Regions from separate parts of the Homo sapiens genome. Here region 1 is linked to region 2. The links are chromatin loops, found by intact Hi-C in ENCODE. Cell type or tissue: OCI-LY7. All regions are shown on one strand. Each heading gives the region's core, and the rest is flanking DNA. Links, peaks and the distances in the headings are about the cores only. Region 1 overlaps PRKCA (protein kinase C alpha). Region 2 overlaps PRKCA (protein kinase C alpha).

What was found. Peaks named below come from ENCODE experiments on the same cell type or tissue, not always from the same donor. Only the 100,000 strongest peaks of a DNase experiment are listed, where the experiment ranks them.
Region 1: it touches region 2 in a loop (2.2-fold over the local background); 1 of 110 quality-filtered maps calls a loop at or near these places.

Annotation. Positions count from the first base shown.
Region 1 is chr17:66,704,679-66,707,590 of GRCh38, reverse strand. All of the region lies in intron 8 of PRKCA (protein kinase C alpha), which reads right to left. Among named protein-coding and RNA genes, the nearest start is that of MIR634, 81 kb to the left of the region's middle. In OCI-LY7, for the core only: no CTCF peak of the experiment used is centred there; DNase peaks (open chromatin) are centred at 1,300, 1,560 and 2,210; H3K4me3 peaks cover 1,652 bases; H3K27ac peaks cover 2,469 bases.
Region 2 is chr17:66,440,242-66,443,153 of GRCh38, reverse strand. All of the region lies in intron 2 of PRKCA (protein kinase C alpha), which reads right to left. Among named protein-coding and RNA genes, the nearest start is that of PRKCA-AS1, 25 kb to the right of the region's middle. RefSeq lists an enhancer at 1,490-1,689. In OCI-LY7, for the core only: no CTCF peak of the experiment used is centred there; DNase peaks (open chromatin) are centred at 993, 1,603 and 2,633; H3K4me3 peaks cover 2,444 bases; H3K27ac peaks cover 2,369 bases.

The DNA.
Region 1 (2,912 bases), core at 110-2,609, 260 kb before region 2:
AAATGTATGGGAAAGAAACTGGTCCATCTTCAAGAGCAACCAGATTTGTCACACACGTGAGTTTTACACAACTGCTAGAGGAAGAAAGGGAGGTTCTCGTGGCTCTAAAATGGCCTCTCCCCTGAAGGCCTCCAACCAGCCTCATAAAGATGTTGGCTCAGACACCTTCCTCTGGGCTGTCAAAAAAGTGCAGGTGAAGGGTGGACTCCTCATGGGCCTGATGTTTAGACTTCAAAGTATTCAGAGGAGGGCCTGAGGTTCTTACTCTGGAATCAGGAAGGTGACACATCTTACAGGTGTGTCTGGCAAGTGAGTAGTCTTTAGACTGCATAAGTCAAGGCAATTTTAAGAGGCCAGAGAACCACATAAAGGGACTTGTAGGATTTGAAAAGCCTAGGACTGACGGAAGTGGAGGAGAAGGGAGGGTCTTTCCAAGGAGCACAAGCATGGGCTGAGATGCATTAATGAGCATGGTGGATGAATGGAGAGGAGTCAGAAAAGGGGGTGTCATAGGGAAGGGTGTGTGGGAAGGGACAGGGTATGAGACAGAAGCATCAACTCACACAGGAGGTCTGGGTCCTGCACTAACAAGCTTTGAACACACTCCCTTTTGCTTTTGTTTCCCCATCAACAAACACAATCTTAAACATCTCTCCCAGTTTGAATACCCTATTATTCCATTAACCCAGAGGTCACAAACTTTTTATGTAAAGGACCAGAGGGCATACATTTAGGCTTTGAGGCCCATGCAGTCTCTTTTGCAGGGACTCAACTCTGCCGTGGTAGCAAAGGAACAGCTGTGGACAACACACGAATGAATGAATGTAGTTGTGTTAATAAAAATCTATTTATAGGCACCAGATTTTGGATTTCACCAAATTTTCATGTCTCGCAAATATCCTTCTTTTTTTCAACCACTTAAAAATCCTGAAACCACTCTTTTTTTTTTTTTTGAGACAGAGCCTTACTCTGTCGCCCAGGCTGGAGTGCAGTGGCGTGATCTCGGCTCACTGCAAGCTCCGCCTCCCGGGTTCATGCCATTCTCCTGCCTCAGCCTCCAGCTGGGACTACAGGTGCCTGCCATCATGCCTGGCTAATTTTTTTTTTTTTTGTATTTTTAGTAGAGACGGGGTTTCACCGTGTTAGCCAGGATGGTCTCGATCTCCTGACCTTGCGATCTGCCTGCCTCGGCCTCCCAAAGTGCTGGGATTATAGGCGTGAGCCACCGCACCCAGCCTTGAAACCATTCTTAGCTCATAGACTGTATATACAAAAGCAGGTGGTTGGGTGTGGGTCACAGTTCACTGATCCCTTCGCTATTTAATATGGGTACTGGGGGTGATGAAGTCTATCCTTGCTGTCTTTACGACCACAGGAGACTGAATTTGTTTACTCATCAGTCAACAGGTTTCATCTTCTTGACCAGCATTTCTCAAACTTTAATGGGCTCAGGAATCACCTGGGGACCTTGTTAAAATAATATTCTGACTGGGTCAGAGGCTGGGCTGGGCTCTGAACCTCTGCATTATTAATCAGCTCCCATACTTGGAGGTGCAAGATCTAGAGCTCAAGCTGCTCGCCACTTCCTCTTTCAGGATACCCAGGGAGGTCAGAACCCTTGCGATTTACCGCTCCAGGGACAGGCAATCTTAATTCTCTGTAGGGCATGTTTTTTGGGGAAAACAACAAATAGCATTATGTTTGGTGTCACCCTTATTCTAGGTCCCTTAATTTTATTTTAGGGGGCTTTAATTTCCTCTTAGGTGCTTGAGATAGAGCCATGAAGACTTGTGCCAATGTTTAGCTGCCATGTTCATGCTAGTGCCAGTGGACATCGGCTCTGTCTTCCCTCCTTCCAGTTCCTGTAAATGAAGGGTGGCACCCTTGGTACCTGCTCATCCCCTGTGGGTACCAGGGCCTGGGGACATTTGCAAAGCTGCCTCTAACATTTAATAACAGGCTTGTGTGATATTAACTAATATTTCTTCAACCAGCAACATCCACCCACAAGGCCATCCCTGTAACTACAAGACACAGGGCTTTTATGCTGTTTCAGGAATTCATTAGACAGACAACTAGAATGCACAATCTTTTTTGGTTTCCCAACAAAATTATTTCCTCGAGACAAATTAAACTGAAAGCATGCTGCCAGCACTCTAATATAAATGCATGCACCCTCCCTTACAGACTCATGAGAAATTCTGTACAGTTGCTTTCAGAGGCTGTCTTGCTTCCTTTGGGTCTGCTCAGCTGAATGCCAGGTTAACCTCTGTTGGCAGTGATCTAATGAGTGTTTGAAAATGATTTCTACTACTAACCTGTCTCCTATATCAGTTTAAGACTTTGCTTCTAAGACAAAGCTGAAGGATAAGCCTTAAAATATCTCTTTCAACTGCTGTGCATTTTATAGATTTTTTTCCCCCTTAACATCACACAGTTAAGGAAGTAATTAAGTAAGCTATTTAGGGACAAAAAAGCAGAGAGCATATTGGGGCACATAGATTTTTTTGTTTTGTGTCTAAAAGGTCATCTGAAAGTACTCTGGTTTCCATAGTAACCGTGGCAGGGCTGATCAGATCAACAAATAGCTACAATTTATCTGAGGGTCTCTAGTGAACTGTGTTTTGTGGTTTTATTTTTCCCCCAACTGGAAGAGAGCATTCTGAACTAGATAAAGTCTTCAAAGACAGTGGAGGCTTTGGGAAAATCTAATTCTGATAAAAGAGAAAAATGCTTGCTTGCTCTTTCCACATATAACCTAGCAACAGAGTCTCATCTTTGTTGATTTAAGTACCTTAATTATAGTTTAATTGGATCATATTAATTTGTTAATTAGTAAGAAGGATAATCTCAAAATATTTCTCTTGAATAAGTAAAAACAGATACACATTTGATTTTTCAGGCAATCTGAA
Region 2 (2,912 bases), core at 254-2,753:
ACTTGCAGCAAATGGGGCAAAAGTTTCTGAACACCTCTGAGCTTCAGCTGTTTGTCTATAAAATAAGGTTTCTACTAACCAACGGGAGTCCAAGAGATCAAATGAGATATGATGTGTGTAGCTGCACAAACGTCAGATGATAACCAAAAAAGGGACGATGGCCAGGGCTCCTGCCAGAGTCACCTCGTGTTCAGGTCAACAATGGCAGCGTTTATGGTTCCCAAAAGGTGAGAACAGTTACCGGCTCTGAGGCAAACAGGGATCCAGGAATTGCTCATAACCACTCAATTCTGGAAGTTATCTCAAAAGAGAGAAAAGTGTGTCCATGTATGTAAGAAAAGGCAAAAAATGGATATGAAACACAAACACCTGACAAATGAGTACTTACATGTGCTATGGGTTGGGGTTCAAGGGTAAACAACAAAACAGCCCCTGGCCTCGCTAAGCTTGCAGTCTAATGGGAGAGGTGAACATGAATTAAATAATTATCAAACAAAATTCTGCATTACAGCTGGGATGGAGGCTATGAAGAAAAAGTGTGGGTGATGAGGAGAGGCGGCTGGAGACGCAGGGCAGCTGATGATACAGGGCCTTGTAGGCCAGTTTAAGGATCCTGGACTTCATCCTAGAAGCAATGGGAAGCCTTTAAATGATTACAGGCAGAAAGCGTGGGGTGGAGCTGGGAATGCTAAAGATCACTCTCTGAAGTGGAAAAGAGATTGAAGGAGGGAGGGGGCCAGGAATGGGTACAGGGAGGCCAGGTGAGGAGCTGGGGGACTGTAACATCATGATGTTACAGGCAGGTGCAGTGGCTCACGCCTGTAATCCCAGCACTTTGGGAGGCCTGGGTGGGTGGATCACTTGAGGTCAGGAGTTCAAGACCAGCCTGGCCAGTATGAAACCCTGTCTCAACTAAAAAAAAAAAAAATCAGCCAGGCATGGCAGGCACCTGTAGCCCCAGCTACTTGGGAGGCTGAGGCAGGAGAATCGCTTGAATCCAGGAGGCAGAGGTCACAGTCAGTTAAGATCGTGCCACTGCACTCACACCTGGCAACAGAGCGAGACTCCATCTCAAAGAAAAAAAAAAGAGAGAGAGACTAACATCATGATGAAAAACATGATGCTATATAAAAAATATCCCTTGGCAGAGTTGGGGCCCTAAAGCCAAACTGTCTGGAACCTGGGCACAGTCCTGTGTGATATTTCCATCTGTCCGCCCGTCCATCCATCCACCCACATTTATTAGTGGAGTGAAATGCCGTGGTATAAACATCTCTGGGACCATCACCCAGAGAGGACACCATTAGCATCTATTATGGTATAAATATACATACGTCATAGCTTTCAGAAGGTCTAAGAGGAAAAATCATTTCAGTGTAAATTAAATGTTCCTTGTCTTCACCTGAAAAAAAAAGTATTATTTTGAGAACAAAAACATGAAAACTGGCTACAGGTTGAAAAAACCGCACAGCAGCTATCCGTGCCTCCTTTAGAAAGGGGATCACAGGCATTGACTTCCACTCAGAGGAGGTGCACAGACGTCCCCAGTGTGCCCAGAAACCACCTGAAGAGGAGAAGCAGCTCTGAGACGAGAGTCGTATGAAGATGTACAAAAATAAACATTTTCAAGGGTTTTCAAATACATGAGCAAACAGATGGGGTTTCAGTTCATTTTTAGAAACAGAAGCAGACTTTGAAGTGAAAGGGGAAGTAGGTTCCCCCTCAGGGATCCACGATCTCCCTCCACTTAGGAAAGAGGAGATGGCCAGAACTGTGAGCTTAAGAGCACCCCAATCTTTTTTTTTTTTTGGAAACAGGGCGTTGTTCTGTCGTCCAAGCTGGAATGCAGAGGTGTGATCACAGCTCACTGCAATCTCGAACTCCTGGCCTCAGGCCATCCTTCTGCCTCAGCCTCCTGAGGAGCTTGGCACCACAGGCACGTACCATCATGCCTAGCTAATTTACTTTTTTTTTTTTTTTTTTTTTTTTTTGGAGACAGAGTTTCGCTTTGTCTCCCAGGCTGGAGTGCAGTGCCGCGATCTGGGCTCAATGCAACATCCGTCTCCCGGGTCCAAGGAATTCTCATGCCTCAGCCTCTTGAGTAGCTGGGATTACAGGTGCCTGCTACCACGCCCGGCTAATTTTTTGTATTTTTAGTAGAGACAGGGTTCACCATGTTGCCAGGCTGATCTCAAACTCCTAAGCTCAGGCAATCCACCCGCCTCAGCCTCCCAAAATGCTGGGATTACAGGCATGAGCCACCATACCCGGCCCTGACTAATTTACTTTTCATTGAGATGGGGTCTTACGGTGTTGCCAGGGCTGGTCTCAAACTCCTGGGCTCAAGCAATCCTCCCATCTCAGCCTCCCAAAGTGCTGGGGTTCCCGGCCTGAGTCATCATGCCCAACCAATCTTTTAAGTGCTGGGATCTTGAAGAGTGTCCCTCACTGGCTCTCACTAGCCCACCCTCGGTCTGTGGGTTGTCCAGGCCTCAAAAAAGCCCCCTTGACCACCAGTCCCAGACTAGGTAACACCCCGGTTGTATGCACTTCCAGCATCCTATAGTTCTCCTGCCTGTCACTCACTGCCGCTGTGGCTCTGTCACTATTTGAGGATTTCCTGAATACCCATCTCTCTGCTACACTCTAAGCTCTGAAGGGGCAGGGGCCTCTTCTTGTCAGCAAAGTCTATCTTAGGACTCTAGAAATAGAAAGCAGGAGATGGAGACATGTGCTGACTTCCCGAATAACCCAATTCATTCAAAGTAATTATGTTTATAAAATACAGAGAGAAGAAACAAATGAACATTGGCTATACGTTAGGCACCACACTCTTCAGGTACAAAGGATCAGGAGTCCTTTCCGTCCTGTAGCTTTAGGGAACTGGTGGGGGGCTCTTAAAACCATGGGGT